Regions from separate parts of the Homo sapiens genome. Here region 1 is linked to region 2. A link is an interaction called in ENCODE POLR2A ChIA-PET data of the cell type or tissue named here. Cell type or tissue: IMR-90. All regions are shown on one strand. Region 1 overlaps PIWIL3 (piwi like RNA-mediated gene silencing 3). Region 2 holds the start of LOC124905091 (a long non-coding RNA gene).

Evidence for each region. Peaks named below come from ENCODE experiments on the same cell type or tissue, not always from the same donor. Only the 100,000 strongest peaks of a DNase experiment are listed, where the experiment ranks them.
Region 1: POLR2A ChIA-PET joins it to region 2 with 10 read pairs; 2 of 35 experiments call an interaction of 5 or more read pairs at or near these places.

What each region holds. Positions count from the first base shown.
Region 1 is chr22:24,724,988-24,732,987 of GRCh38, forward strand. It overlaps PIWIL3 (piwi like RNA-mediated gene silencing 3), which reads right to left. Exons shown (of 21, transcript NM_001255975.1): 15 at 3,190-3,387; 16 at 2,963-3,066; 17 at 458-528; 18 at 1-50. Among named protein-coding and RNA genes, the nearest start is that of PIWIL3, 46 kb to the right of the region's middle. RefSeq lists an enhancer at 5,778-6,352. In IMR-90, no CTCF peak of the experiment used is centred here; DNase peaks (open chromatin) are centred at 2,364 and 4,104; H3K27ac peaks cover 375 bases.
Region 2 is chr22:24,573,747-24,581,746 of GRCh38, forward strand. It overlaps SNRPD3 (small nuclear ribonucleoprotein D3 polypeptide), which reads left to right. Exons shown (of 4, transcript NM_004175.5): 4 at 1-1,225. It overlaps LOC124905091 (a long non-coding RNA gene), which reads right to left and starts at 7,460. Exons shown (of 2, transcript XR_007068024.1): 1 at 6,458-7,460; 2 at 2,933-3,314. In IMR-90, no CTCF peak of the experiment used is centred here; a DNase peak (open chromatin) is centred at 6,735; H3K27ac peaks cover 837 bases.

The DNA.
Region 1 (8,000 bases), 150 kb after region 2:
AACAGAATGTGGCATCGATGATTCGTTTTTACACCAGACATCCAGGGCAGCTAAGAGGAAATCAGAAAAAGTAAATAAACCGTTACTTGGAACAAACTAGCCTTTGCTGCTTTTGACAAATTCTAGGTCCATCTTTCAACACTGCAGCTTTCAGGGCAATTTTACTGCTTAAGTCCTGTCTATTCTGGGGTTCCTCAACAACAGCACTATGGAAGTTTTGATCCAGAGAATCTGTGGTGGAGGTGGTGGAGGTGGGGTCAACCTATGCATGGTAGGATGTTTAGCAGCATCTTTGTCCTCTACCCACTAGACTCAATGCCAGTAGCACCTCCACCCCAGTTGTGACACCAAAAACTAAAGGTTCAGTCATTACCAAGTGTCCCCTGGAGGCAGTAAGTCCATTGGTGGAGAACTACTTGTATAGTGTCGGGTTCCCCGACCGCTACAAGACACTGACCTTTCAAGCAGATCTCCAGCTCTTTCACAAGCTCTTCTCCTGTTTTCTGGATGACACATTGAGAGTACCACCTGTTCACAGAAAAACCACCAGTTTGGAAAACAAGATTCTTAAAATCTCATTTGAGTCTGCATTAATCTATGGGCAAAAAATATTACTATCAGTAGTTAAGGACATTTTAGCATCAATTCATATCTCTACGGAGATCAAAGTATTGGTCTCTTTTGATATCTTAGGCATTTTAGAAAATTTTGAGTGCATACAAATAGTCAAGTAGAATGGAAGCATTTATTCACATTACTACAAATTAATCATGCTTTATTGTACAAGACGACTGCAGTTTCGCCTATGGGGGAATGCAATAAAAGGAAATCCCTGTGCTCCCCCTGGTTCCTGCTTTGGGACCAATGCCCTCAACAATGGCTCCTCCATGTTCCCCCTCACTGAGGAAGGGGTTTGCTTTGGAATGGTGGCAGCTGTTGACACAACTTCAACATATCTAGTAAAATGGTATGCTGTCTCAAGTTTCTATCCCCTTACCGCATTCTTATTTACTTCACAGTAACCCCATCTGACCACCTGACATTGTGATGTATCTGTCTGGCTGCCTCTTCTCACTAGGATTTAATCCATAGAGCATGACCAGGCGTCTCGGCTCCACATTTTCACTGCTAGTGTCAGCATCTGAACATGGTAGCCACTCAGAAAAATCTGTTGACAGCTCCAAGAATGATTTGGCTCATGATGGTCTCTGCTTTCTTGGGTTTGGAGTATGTAATTGTAATATTTACTTAGCTATGTGTGTTTCTCTTTGTTCAAGGTATTGGCTATTTTCTTTCTTTCTTTTTTTTTTTTTGAAACGGAGTCTCGCTCTGTCACCCAGGCTGGAGTGCAGTGGCGTGATCTTGGCTCACTGCAAGCTCCACCTCCCGGGTTCACGCCATTCTCCTACCTCAGCCTCCTAAGTAGCTGGGACTACAGGCGCCCACCACCATGCCTGGCTAATTTTTGTATTTTGTTTTAGTAGAGACGGGGTTTCACCATGTTAGCCAGTATGGTCTCGATCTCCTGACCTTGTGATCTGCCCGCCTCAGCCTCCCAAAGTGCTGGGATTACAGGCGTGAGCCGCCGCACCCGGCGGTATTGGCTATTTTCATAATTTTTTGGAAGTTTTTATTTGATTGGAAAGCAGATTTTACACTATTAAAATAAGTATTACTTGAGAAAAGCATCTGTTGAATAATTGAAAGTATAATTTTTCCCTATGATTGCAACGCTATTTTCAAACAAAAAGTAGAGCAAAACAATATTATCATATTGAAGCAGAATATGACTGGAAAAAAGTCATCATCTATGGAAATAAAGATGGATCTTCCTTTAAAGATATTCCTGAATTACACCTAGTGGGCCACAATCATTATTAAACAGAGGTAATTTGCAGGACATACATCAAGTAATGTGCAAAGAGGACTGCAAACTTAAGACTGCAAACGTATTTCAAGGTGCAGTGTGGTTTCTACTCTGAGAACAGAAAATAAAAGGGCCCTGGGAGAAAAGGAGAGCATAGGATATAGACACACATCTCCTTTTGGAAGTACATCACTTGCAGGTATAGGAAGACAAGATCCTATACTTACAGATCTCTGGCCACTAATTATGTTTCCATGTCTCTTTACCCATGCACATCTGAACTATTTCACTATGTGTTAATGATCTCCATTTAAGACATTTACTGATCAGAGCCTGTGGTAGGCAGAATTCTACCTGTTCTAATCCCTAGAGCCTGTGATTATGGCAGAATACCACCCCTGTGATTGTTATGCTATATGGCTCTGTTGACTTTATGATAAAAGTTTTCCAAATGAGTCATTTGTAATTACATGAGCTCCTTTAAAAGCAGGGATGTTTTTTCTGGCTGATGGCCAAAGAGGAGGTCAGATTCAAAACAGAACAAGGGCTCAATGTGCTATGGCTGGTTGGAAGATGGAGAGGGGTTTGCTACATGAGAGTGATCAAGACTGGCCTGCAGCTGACGGTCAACAACAACAACAACAAACAACAACAACAAAAACCAGGGACCTCTGTCATCTAACTACAAAGAAATGGATTCAGCCACAATGACATGAGCTTGGAAGGGGAGTGCTATCAAGCCTCCAGATGATAATGTGGCTTAGCTGACACCTTAATTTATGCCTTGTAAGGTCCTGAGAGCGTGAACTACCAGGTGTCTGATCAGAAGAACCGTGCAGATAAAGACAGGCATTGTCATAAACTGCCACGTCTGTGGTATTTTAGGCAGCAATGGAAAATGATGTAGAGCCAGCCAACCATGCAAAATGTTCTGGGAACATAACTTTGCCAGAAAAATCAGGAGACTACATGATTAAGAATAACTCATCTGTCAAATTCCCAACCTCTTGAGTTAACACATATTAATTAGGTTCATCTTTTCTATTTGGTCCACAGTCAGCTACTAACTAAACATGTCTACCAGAGCTTACTTACTTTGTTAATTCAGCATTGGTACTTGCAACAAATCCTGCTATTGATTTCTGTCGATTTACGATATCGTGGAAACAATCAATGCCAACGAACATTGTTCTTTGTACCTTAAGTTTGTTTTTGAAAAGGTAATGGAGTTAGAACGTGAGCAAAATTTAAGCATTAACAATTAAGAGAATCTCAAGTTTTATTAGAAGTAAGTTAAACGAAGTCAGTGAAATACAACATACGTCTGTCTCCACCTTCCAGAGGGCTCCTCCCATCTTGCAATTCATCTGCTGGGCAATCTTGGTGACGATGGTCCTTGCCTGGACTTTTTCTAAGGTCTTTTTCACCACACACTGGCTTGGAATTGGGCATTTGGTACATAGGTATCTTTTTATGCTGTCATATCTACGTTTGTCATCATTGGGCAGGATACAAATCACCTTGAAAACCAGCAAACATGACATTCCCTAAGATACAACAACAGTGATACAGGAAAGAAAAACCATCTGGAGCAGGCAACTTAGGTGGAAGACTAACAAGCTAGAGTCAATTTATTAAGAAAATATATGAGCCCAAGAGGGCGAAGGGTCTAGAGCCATGTTATTAATTATAACATAATTATATCAACTTATATGTATTTATTAGAAAATTATTACATTAGTTATTACTTAATTGGAAGGGTGAATGTGTAGAAGAAACAAATTATAATTAACATTATAAACTATAATTAACATTAAATTGTTATAAGTGTTTAAATTATAGTGTTGTAAATTATAGTTAACATTGTTATAAATTACAATTATAAATTACATCAATTGCTTAAGCCTGCAATATCATTTCCATCCTAGTTATTCAGGTTCCAGGAACTTATCACCATGTTGACAAGGATGGGTTAAAATCAGGCTGAAGGATACAATGATCAGGACAGTCACCATTTACAGGACTATCACTGAGAGAGGAGAAAGGAAAAAAACAAAAAACAAAAAACAGTTAAGGCAGGTCCACACTAAAATTCTTTTAAACAGCCTGAAAAATCAAGCTGCAGCTGCACAGATAAGGGAGCAAGGCCTAACGCAGAAATGCTTTTGTTCTTTGTGTAATCAGCAGGCTCCCAGGAAAGTTTCCTCTGCTTCTACAGACAAGTACACAGTGCGGACTCCATGGGAAGTTGCATAAGGGGGAGGCTTGGCTGAGACAGGCCTGCAGCTGCACAGATGAGGACAGTTACACAGACAGCTACACAGATAAGGGAAATTTCTTAGAAAAGCTTTTGTGTTTAACTGTAAAATGGCAACCCTCTCGGGCCCCCTCTCTGCTGCAGAGAGCTTTCCTCTTTTGCTCCAACCTTACTCTTGGTGTCCACACTCCTAAATTTTCTTGGCCATGAAACAGAGAGCTCGGATAACACCGCAGACGACGAGACGGTTTCATTGACCCTAGACAGCTTCCTCATGATGTATGTATAGGGCACTTGCCGAGTGGTTCACTTGGCAAAGTTAATACTTTCAGCAACCCACTGAAATAAGTAGTAGTATCCCCATTTTACTGCTGAGTAAGCAAACTTAGGAGTTACTGAAACTGCCTGATTTTCCAAATTTTCAAATATTGGGTTGGATTTCCAGTGGGAAACTAAGCAGTTAGGCAGACTGGTTACTAATTGGCCTGTTCCTGACTTGCTTGGGAAAATAATTATTAAGTTATTTTTAACACGATGATGTTTATAGGAAGTTTTTGGTGGACATCTTTTATCAGATTAAGGAAATTCTCTTCTTATTCTATACTGTTTTTCTTCCTTTCACATGAAAGGGTGTAGAATTTCAAATGCATTGTCTGCATTGACAAGTATTTGTCCCATAGTTCAGACTAAACAGTTAATCATTTGCATTTTTTTCTGAAGGTGACTTATTTCAAATTTTCAAATGACTGGCATATAGTAGCTTTTGGTGTTTCATATTTTATTAATCTCTGGTGAATCTATACTGATGGATTCTACTTTTTCTTTTTTTTTTTTTTTAGCTTTAGTCTTCTTCAGTCTTGACAGTATTAAATTTTGATATTTTGAAAAGGACCAGCTTTAAGTTTTTTGGTTTTTGTGCAGAGATGAGTGGTGAAATTAGAATTATGTGTACAGATTAGAAAACAGCATCACCGGCTGGGCGCAGAGGCTTACGCCTGTAATCCCAGTACTTTGGGATGCCAAAGTGGGCAGATCACAAGGTCAGGAGTTCGAGACCAGCGTGGCCAATACGGTGAAACCCCGTCTCTACTAAAAATACAAAAATTATCCAGGCATGGTGGCGGGCACGTGTAGTCCCAGGTACTTGGGAGGCTGAGGCAGGAGAATAGCTTGAACTGGGAGGCGGAGGTTGCAGTGAGCCGAGATTGCATCACTACACTCCAGCCTGGGTGACAGAGTGAGACTCAGTCTCAAAAAAAAAAAAAAAAAAAAGCATTACTTCAATATTAATTTTCTTAATTGGGTAACGTGTTTAAGTAAGAGTATGTTCCTTTGTTTTCAAAATACCCACTGATGTGTTTAGAGATTAATGAAGCAGCATATCATGCACACACACACAGTAGCTGCCATGAATTACAATCATATGCATATGGTGAAGGAGAAAAAGAATAATTATACAACTGTGGTCAAATGTTTGGGTTATCTGGATGATGGGTATACAGGGGGTATTTGTATTATTTTTCCAATTCTTCCTGTAAGTCTGAAATTACACTAAAATATAAGATTAAAAGGAATAAAGTTTCCAAATATCTAAAAAAAATGAAAGGTTTAGATCGGATTAATGCATAATTTTAAATAGAATATTTGTAAAATTTTGTGTTTAAAATGAGGACTATGTTCCCTACTGGCATTTTTACTACAAATGTCTGATTTTCAGGAATGAGTTATTAATATTAAATGCAAAGTGACTTTTTTTATTCTTGTAGCCTTAATACTAGATTTGCTTCACTTCCTGTAAAGAAAGCTGTAACCTGAATATACGTTTGTGGCAGGCCAGTTTTTACTAATGTAGGCCTCCATCACAACTCTTTCAGTACTGAGTGGTTAAGTTAAATATTAACAGCTAAAAAAGTCAGTGCCCTTATACAAAGGCTGGAATGTAACAAAAGCCCACCAAGAGTTTTGCCTAGGCCTTTCCTGGGCCTCACAGCATGACAAAATAACGAAGGAATTCTTAGCAGGACCCATTTAGGATTAAACAGGTTTTACTGGCGGTCTGAAGAAAATCCCCAGGCCTCCACAAACAAGTTTATTGGAGGTCTGAAGGAATGCCCCAAACCTCCATGATTTAGCAGCAGACAAGCTAAGGGTAATCACCGTAGCACCTAGACCCATTTAGATTAAGTAAATTTACTGAGTCTCCAGAAGAAGGTCTTCAGGACTCAGACCTTAGTTATAGATGAAAAGTTAATCACTTATGGCCGGGCATGGTGGCTCACGCCTGTTATCCCAGCACTTTGGGAGGCTGAGGCGGGCAGATCACAAGGTCAGGAGATTGAGACCATCCCGGCTAACACAGTGAAACCCTTTGTCTACTAAAATATAAAAAATTAGCCGGGCATGGTGGCGGACGCCTGTAGTCCCAGCTACTTGGGAGGCTGAGGCAGGAGAATGGCATGAACCCGGGAGGCGGAGGTTGCAGTGAGCTGAGATCACACCACTGCACTCCAGCCTGGGCGACAGAGTGAGACTCCGTCCAAAAAAAAAAAAAAGAAAAGTTAATCACTTATGTCTTTAGATAAATGCACACTTAGACATAGACATATAGCTTAGAAGGTATATAAGCTCTGAAAACTTTGTAATTTTGAGTTGGTCTGGAGATAATTTCCAGGCCTTCTCCCTGTAACTCGTTACAGAAATAAAAACTCTCTTCCACCCCAGTCTGCATCTCATTATTGGACAGTGAGAAACAGCAGCCCGGCCCCTCAGTTTGCTCCGGGAACACTTTCATTTCCTCTATTTCTGCCTTATGTATCCCAACTCGCATTTATAGGATTTTAATTCTTTATTATTCACATACAGGTGTTTCCTCATCATGACTCATTTAAAATAGTGATCTGCAAGCTGTCTGTACCTACCATAAAGAAAACCGACACATCCCCAAACATCAAGTACTTGTGAATGCCTGGTCATGTCATTACCAGTCACATTTATGAAGTTCACATTTTATTTTAGGTACAACATAAATATGTGGCCTGCTATCTTTTTATTACATCAACGTATTTTCTTACACAGCCTTGTTCTGCCTTTACCTCATGCCACATGGCTTGATTCCTAGTTACATACATGAATCCCCTTCTATTGCTGGTCTATGGAGATTTCCATCTGTACTGGAACAGTTTTATAAGTGATTTTTAGTCCCTATTATATGGATCATTTCCATCCATTTGGGGTACATAAGATTGTGGACACGCTTCCCCCATGCCATCTGACATAATGCCTTAAAATATTTAAGGCGATACCTTAAGAAATTGTTCCAAAAGGCAAATCTAGGATGAATAAATGAGTAAATGAGTAAAAGTAGGACAAGTTCTTCTTCAAGAGGCAGAAGTTCTTTAAAGAAAGCCCCACATTAAAAAGGTAATCTTGAGGCCGGGTGCGGTGGCTCACGCCTGTAATCCCAGCACTTTGGGAGGCCGAGGCAGGTGGATCACGAGGTCAGGAGATCGAGACCATCCTGGCTAACACAGTGAAACCCCGTCTCTACTAAAAATACAAAAAATTAGCCGGGTGTGGCGGCAGGCGCCTGTAGTCCCAGCTACTCGGGAGGCTGAGGCAGGAGAATGGCATGAACCTGGGAGGCGGAGCTTGAGCCGAGATCACGCCACTGCAGTCCAGCCTGGGTGACGAGTGAGACTCTGTCTCAAAAAAAAAGAAAAGGTAATCTTGAGCTTTTCAGGCAGATACCAAATGAGCAAAGAGATTCCTGTTATGAGAATAAGCTGGAATTCAAACAGCTGCCAAAGCCCCTTTTACTCTGATTCTAATCCTAGAACAGGAAGCTTTGCTGGTTCCCAATGGGGGCTTCTCTTACCA
Region 2 (8,000 bases):
AGCTGATGCCTGCAGTCCCAGCTATCCTGGAGGTTGAGGCAGGACGACCACATGAGCCCAGGAGATTAAGGCTGCAGTGAGCTATAATTGCACCACTGCACTCCAGCCTGGATGACAGTGAGACCCTGTCTCTTAAATAAAAAACAAATGAAAGCAGTGGTTTTCAACATCAACTAAGGATCTTATTAGAAATGAAGACTGCAAGCCGCACACCTGGAGTGGGGCCCAGGAATCTGCATTTTAAACAATTCCCTGGTCCCCAGATAAGTAATTCTTAAGTATTCTATCTTAAGTAGACCTAAAGCCGTATTTTGACCCTGTACTAGTATGTTATTTTAGTATAATCATTACTGAATTCATCATACTTTTACAGTAAACAGTACTTACTTTGAATAATAACACATTACACTTAATAGTAGTGAACTGCATCCTCGATATCAAAAGCGACTTTTGATGTAGTTCACTCTGGACCCGTACAGGAACACCAGCCTTGCAGATTCTCCACGCAATGGAAACTGGCTATAACCCTACCTAGATCTGAAAAGTGAAGGGGGATCAACCTAAAATATGTAGCTTTGTAAACAGTTTTATATCCTGCATCTTAGGGGGGAAAATCAGTTGACGCAGATTGAAAACAAGTTGTTCCATAAGGTTTATTATGAAAAACAGTAGCCCTCCTACCCTGCCTTTACCCCACTTTCCTTGCCTCACAGTAGTCTGTCCAACTCTTGGCTGATTTGTTTGTATTTACCTCCATGTCTCAATATGAACATGTTTTCATGACTATTCCTTGATGGTTTTTTGTTTGCTTGTTTTAAGACGGTCTCACTCTTCCCCAGGCGGGAGTGCAATGGCACAATCATGGCTCACTGCAGCCTCAACCTTCTCGGGCTCAGGTGATTCTCCCACCTCAGCCTCCTGAGTAGCTAGAAATACTGGTGCACACCACCATGCCTAGCTAATTTTTGTATTTTTTGTAGAGACAGGGTTTTGCCATGTTGCCCAAGCTGGTCTTGAACTCCGGGGCTCAAGTGATCTGCCCGCCTCGGCCTGCTGGGATTATAGGTGTGAGCCACTGCACCCGGCCACCATTATCTTTTGAATCCTCTCTTCCTCCTGCCCACCATGAATTTACTTCCTCTCACCCATCTCCCTGATATTGTAATTCTGGTTAGATCATATTCAGTGTCAAATTATTAAGATGTGATTAAACTTTTTAAAAATATGACAGTGTCATAGTGATCACAGCTGAGTCATACAATAGACTAGATTACTGTGGAACTTTTCCCTGAAAGTAATCCTCTTGCATTTTTATTTGCTTGGTTTTCTATTTGTCACTAATTCAACCCCAATCATATCTGAAGATCATGACATCATTTATCAGTTATTATTCTTGACCCACCCCAATCTGGACTGGTTTCTCCCCGTGCTTGGTGTGTCACTGTCACCCTGGGCACTCCCCACACTGCTCCTCTGTTGGATCTCTGTTTTCTGTGTAACCTCTTCTTTTATCACCTTATTTTGGGGGAGTATCTGCATGTCTAAAAATGTGCTCACACTTGATTTGATTGGGTATGAAATTCTATGTTGGAATTAGTGCCGGGCGCAGTGGCTCATTCCTGTAATCCCAGCACTTTGGGAGGCCGAGGTGGGTGGATCACACAGTCAGGAGATCGAGACCATCCTGGCTAACACGCTGAAACCCCGTCTCTACTAAAAATACAAAAAAATTAGCTGGGCGTGGTGGCGGGCACCTGTGGTCCCAGCTACTCGGGAGGCTGAGGCAGGAGAATGGCATGAACCCGGGAGGTGGAGCCTGCAGTGAGCCGAGATTGCACCACTGCACTCCAGCCTGGGTGACAGAGTGAGACTCCGTCTCAAAAAAAAAAAAAAAAAAAAAAAAAAGGAATTAGTATCCTTCAGAATTTTGAAGTTATGGCTACTTTGTCATCTAGCATTGCTGTAGAGAAGTCTGAAGTGATTTTGAGTCCAGATCTTTTTTTTTTTTTTTGAGACGGAGTCTCGCTCTGTCTCCCAGGCTGGAGTGCAGTGGTGCGATCTCGGCTTACTGCAAGCTCCGCCTCACAGGTTCATGCCATTCTCCTGCCTCAGCCTCCCGAGTAGCTGGGACCACAGGCGCCCGCCACCACGCCCAGCTAATTTTTTTGTATTTTTAGTAGAGACGGGGTTTCAGCGTGTTAGCCAGGATGGTCTCGATCTCCTGACTGTGTGATCCACCCACCTCGGCCTCCCAAAGTGCTGGGATTACAGGCGTGAGCCACCGCACCCGGCCAGAGTCCAGATCCTTTTTATATGACTTTTTTTTTTTTCCCTTCTGTTATCAGTGTTCCAAAATTTCAGAATGACGTATTAATACCTGCCTTGGCGAAGGTCTGTTTCCATGCCAGGCCCCTTTCCGAGTGAACTCTTGTCCTTAATTTCTGGGAAACTTTCTTGAATTCATTCTCAGTGATTTTCTTCCTTAGGTTGTCTGTGGTTTTTCTTTTTCTTTTTTTTTTTAAAGACTGAGTTTCACGCTTGTTGCCCAGGCTGGAGTGAAATGGTGCCATCTCGGCTCACTGCAACCTTTGCCTCCGGTGTTCAAGCAATTCTCCTGCCTCAGCCTCCCAAGTAACTGGGATTACAGGCACCTGCCCCAACACCCGGCTAATTTTTTGTATTTTTAGTAGAGGCAGATTTTCACCATGTTGGTCAGGCTGGTCTCAAACTCGTGACCTCGGGTGATCCACCTGCCTTGGCCTCCCAAAGTGCTGGGATTACAGGCGTGAGCCACCAGGCCCGGCTGTCTGTGGTTTTTCTTTCTGGAATTTCTGTTACTCAGATGGTGGACCCAGAATTACCTCTCCTCCCTGTGTGCCCCAACCCCAATTTTCTTTTCTTTTGATCATAATTTATGGAGGATTACTCCAAGTTGATTCTCTGATTGTTCCTTTATATACGTAGATATATAGGGACAGTACCTTGTTCCTTGTTGCAACATCTTTGAGGATATTAATATGCTCTGTAGAAGCTTTCATCTCCCTGCATATGTCTTTCTGCTTTCTGTTCTTCAATTTAATCTTTCATGTTACAGACTTTCTTTAGCTGCCTGGCAATCGTTGGTAATCTTGCTTATATTTAAGAGTGGAGTATTAAAAAGAATATGTGATTGTAAGGTGATCTCATTGAGCTTCTTTGGGGAAATCCCCAGTGTCCATACTTCTAGAACTTTGCTCCAGGCTGGACAGGTTCTCTTGGAGAAACTTTTGGTTTCACATCAGGAGGGTTTACTCTGAGCTGCTGGATTGAGAGCTCTGTTGGGGAAGAGGGTGAGAATTTCAGCATTCTAGTATGTCCACATTCAGTTCCTTCATCCAGGTCTCTGGGAGGGCTCCTAGTCCAGAAACCTTCTAACCCCCTCTGGAGAATAAGCTTCCAACTTTTTTGCCAAGATTGGGGAAGTCAGGTCATGTGGAAATATGAATGTTTCAGCATGCTTTTGCTTTTTTTCTTTGAAAATATATTACTTTAAAATGAAGAATAAGACTGGGGGTGGTGGCTTATGCCTGTAATCCCAGCACTTTGGGAGGCTGAGGTGGGCAGATCACCTGAAGTCAGGCATTCAAGACCAGCCTGGCCAACATGACAAAACCGTGTCTCTACTAAAAATACAAAAATTAGCTGGGTGTGGTGGCACATGCCTGTAATCTCAGTTACTGGGGAGGCTGAGGCAGGAGAATCGCTTGAACCCAGGAGGTGGAGGTTGCATTGAGCTGAGATCGCACCACTGCACACCAGCCTGGGCAACAGAGCGGGACTCTGTCTCAAAAAGAAAAAAAAAAGAATAACTCAGATTTAAAGAAGATATAGACTAAAGGATGATGTCATAAAGGTAATTAGACCAGTATTTAACATGAATTCTGAGCAGGACACGGTGGCTCACGCCTGTAATCCCAGCACTTTGGGAGGCCGAGGCAGGTGGATCACGAGGTCAGGAGTTCGAGACCAGCCTGGCCAAGATGGTGAAACCCCATCTCTACTAAAAATACAAAAATTAGCCAGGTGTTGGGGCGGGTGCCTGTAATCCCAGCTACTCAGGAGGCTGAGGCAGAGAATTGCTTTAACCCAGGAGGCGGAGCTTACAGTGAGCCGAGATTGTGCCACTGCACTCCAGCCTGGGTGACAGAGCAAGACTCCATCTCAAAAAGAAAAAGAAAAACCAAAAACATGAATTCTGGTTCTGAGTGCCACCGTGACCACCTCTCCCAGCCTCTGGTTGGTTATCTGTACAAGGGTGGATGTGGACTCACTTGATTCACTGATACTATCCCAGCTTCTACACTGGTAGAACCATAACCTTAAAAAACAATCAAAGCATACAGGAGTTTTTCTGCCACTAGCCAAGATGAAAGTAATTGATTTATCATTGTGTCTGAAAAAACACACACAAAATAATATGAAACAATGGTTTTCAAGACATCAGACATTGAAGGAGACTAATCCCTGAGAAACGAGAAATAAATAAGGGGAGTTGTACAATTGCCCCAGCTCACTGCTTACAAGAGTCTCCAAGCTGTGGCACAGGGAAGGGGACTGAAGCTGACCTACCAGCCTGCCTGCATTGAGAAACGAGAGCTAAGAGTTCAGAGAAGCCACCAAGGCAGCTAGGACTATAGGACAGAATGTCAAGAGAAGAAAGCCACACAGAGAACCCAAGAGATCTGCAGCGGGTTGCTTTTGAACATTCAGCAGAATACTGATGAGCACACCGATGTGAGGAAGTTAACAGGCTGGGGAAGACCCATAAAGAATTGGAACAGTGCTTGGCGTCATGCTAGGCTGAGACTAAACATTTTCCTATCAGTCAGACAAGAAATTCACAGGATATGGAGTACAGTGTTGTTTTAAGATGTACCATATCTGATTTTGTTTTAATCAGGTATGGTAAGACCCAGAGACAGCTGCCTTGAAAGAATGTATTACAGTTCTCAAAGAAGGGGGCAAACCACGTTACGTGGGCCATATGGGGAGACACCAGCCTGAGTCAGGAGGCAGAAGGAGCAATGGCAGAGCAAGACCCAGAGCCTTCATTGTAGTTTTCTCATGAAGGAATGAGTGAGGCAGAGTAGGCAAGTTTGAGCAAGTTTAGGATTGGATAGTCTGAATAATTTTCAACTGGGTTATAAGTGGTCTCTGTAAAGTACCTTGCCCTGAGGTGATTGAGGGTAAAGGAAATACTGGCTTAGTGTATGAGAGTTAGATAAAGGAGGCAGTTTTGGGTGTGGACTTTGGATTGTTTGGTTTGTACATGAAAGACACGCTGCCAGCAAGTTGTTTACTATCTCTAGGAATTAGCTAACCCTGGGAGGAGCATCCTTCAGGATTAGCAAGGCCCAAGATACCAAAGCATCATAAAACAGAAAACAAAAGGCATGATTAATACAAATATCCAGGAAGGCCTTGCCTGGTAAATGAGGAATAATTAGCCCAAGACTGAGCGCTGGACCTGAATAACAAGTCATAAAAACAACACATTAAAACATGAAACTGTTTTTCCGGACCAATTAAATATATCCAAGAATAAGACTCAAAAAGATTTATAGGAATATAAAAATGTCCAGTACCCCACACAGTAAAATTCACTGTCTGGCTCCAGTCAGAGATTGCTAGGCATGCAAAGATGCAGGAAAGCACAGCACATAATGAGATTAAGAGATCCAAAACTACACAGATGTTAGAATTAGCAAAGAAGGACATTAAAAGTTATAACTGTGTATTTCAAAAGCTGAGCAGATTTTAAAAGAAGACTCCCTGATTTCAAGAATTACTATAGAGCTGTACTCATCAAAACAGCATGGTATTTCATCAAGTTAAGCAAATAGATCAAAGGAACAGAGTCTGAAAACAAATCCACACATGTATACAAAATGAGTTTTTTCAAAGCCACAAAGGTAATGCACTGGAGAAAGGATAGCATTTTCAACAAATGGTGCCAGAACAATTGGATATCTGTATGGAAAAATCCCTCAAAACTTGGGTCTATACCTCATGCCATACAAAAAAATTAATTCCAAATGGATCATCCACTTAAAACTATAAAACTTCTAGAAGAAATGTAACCCTAAACCTTGGGTTAAGCAAAAATTCAGATATAATACCAAAAGTACTATCCATGAAAGACCAAACTAATATATTAGACCACCAAAATAAAAAACTGCTTTCCAATGACACTGTTAAAAGACTAACCACGAAATTTTGGCAAAGCTAAGTCTAATAAAAAATGTGTATCCAGAATATATAAAGAATTTGTGGCCAGGCACCGTGGCTCACGCCTGTAATCCCAGCACTTTGGGAGGCCGAGGCCAGATCACCTGAGGTCAGGAGCTCGAGACCAGCAACATGGAGAAACCCCGTTTCTAGTAAAAATACAAAATTAGCCCAGTGTGGTGGCACATACCTGTAACCCCAGCTACTCAGGAAGGCTGAGGCAGGAGAATCGCTTGAACCCAGGAGGCGGAGGTTGCGGTGAGCCGAGATCGTGCCATTGCACTCCAGCCTGGGCAACAAGAGCAAAACTCTGTCTCAAAAAATAAAGAATTTGCAAAGCTCAATAATAAGACATGGGGAAAAAATTTGAACAGACTTGAGAAGATACAGATGGCAAACATGCACATTAAAACATGTTCAACATCATTAGTCATTAGGGAAATGCCCAAGTTAAAGCCAGAGAGATATTGCTACACACCCAGAAGAATGGCTAATGTTTAAAAAACTCACCATGCTATGTGCTGTTGAATATGTAAAGCAACAAGAACTCCCAAACACTGCTGATGGGGATGTAAAACTGCACCACCACTTTGGAAAACAGTTTGACAGTTTCTTAAGACATTAAAAATACATCTACCTTATGATCCCCACATTCCATTCCTAGGTATTTACCCAAGAGAAAAGGAAATATATGTCCATGCAAAAACTTATACATGAATTTTCATAGCAGCTTTATTTGTAATAGCCAAAAACTGGAAACAACTCAAACATCCATCAACAGATGAATGGATAAATTGTGGCACACCGTCCAGTGCAATACTCGGCAATAAAAAGGAACTACTGGTACACGTGAGTGAGTCTCTAAATAATTGTGCTAAGTGAAAAGCCATATAGAAGAGAGTACATCCGGCTGGGTGTGGTGGCTCATGCCTGTAATCCCAGCACTTTGGGAGGCTGAGGCAGGCAGATCACTTGAGATCAGGAGTTCAAGACCAACCTGGCCAACATGGTGAAACCCCATCTCTACTAAAAATACAAAAATTAGCTGGGCATGGTGGCATGCTCCTGTAGTCCCAGATACCTGGGAGGCTGAGGCAGGATAACTGCTTGAATCTGGGAGGGGGAGGTTGCAGTGAGCTGAGACTGCACTCCAGTATGGGTGACAAAGTGAGACTTCACCTAAAAAAAAAAAAAAAAAAGTATATCCTATATGATTCCATATATCCCCAAATCTCACAAATGCAAACTGTAAAAAACAAAGCAAATCAATGGTTGCTTTTGGATGTCAGTGGGCATGGAGAGGCGGGAGGGAGGGATTACCAAGAGGCATGACAAAACTTTCGGGGTGACAGGTACATTTACTATCTTGATTGTGATAGTGGCTTCATAGATGTATACATGTGCAAAATGTATCATATTGCACATTTTAATCTTGTGTAGTGCTCGGAATGTCTACTTTTTGTGTTTCAATTATACCTCAATGAAGGGTTATTTTAAAAAATAAAATATTTTTAAAAAACAAGCCGAGCGCAATGGCTCATGCCTGTAATCCCAGCACTTTGGGAAGCCAAGGCGGGCAGATCACAAGGTCAGGAGTTCAAGACCGGCCTGGCTAATATGGTGAAACCCTGTCTCTACTAAAAATACAAAAATTAGCCAGGCATGATAGCAGTCTCCTGTAGTCCCAGCTACTCGGGATCCTGAGGCAGGAGAATGCCTTGAACCTGGTGGGG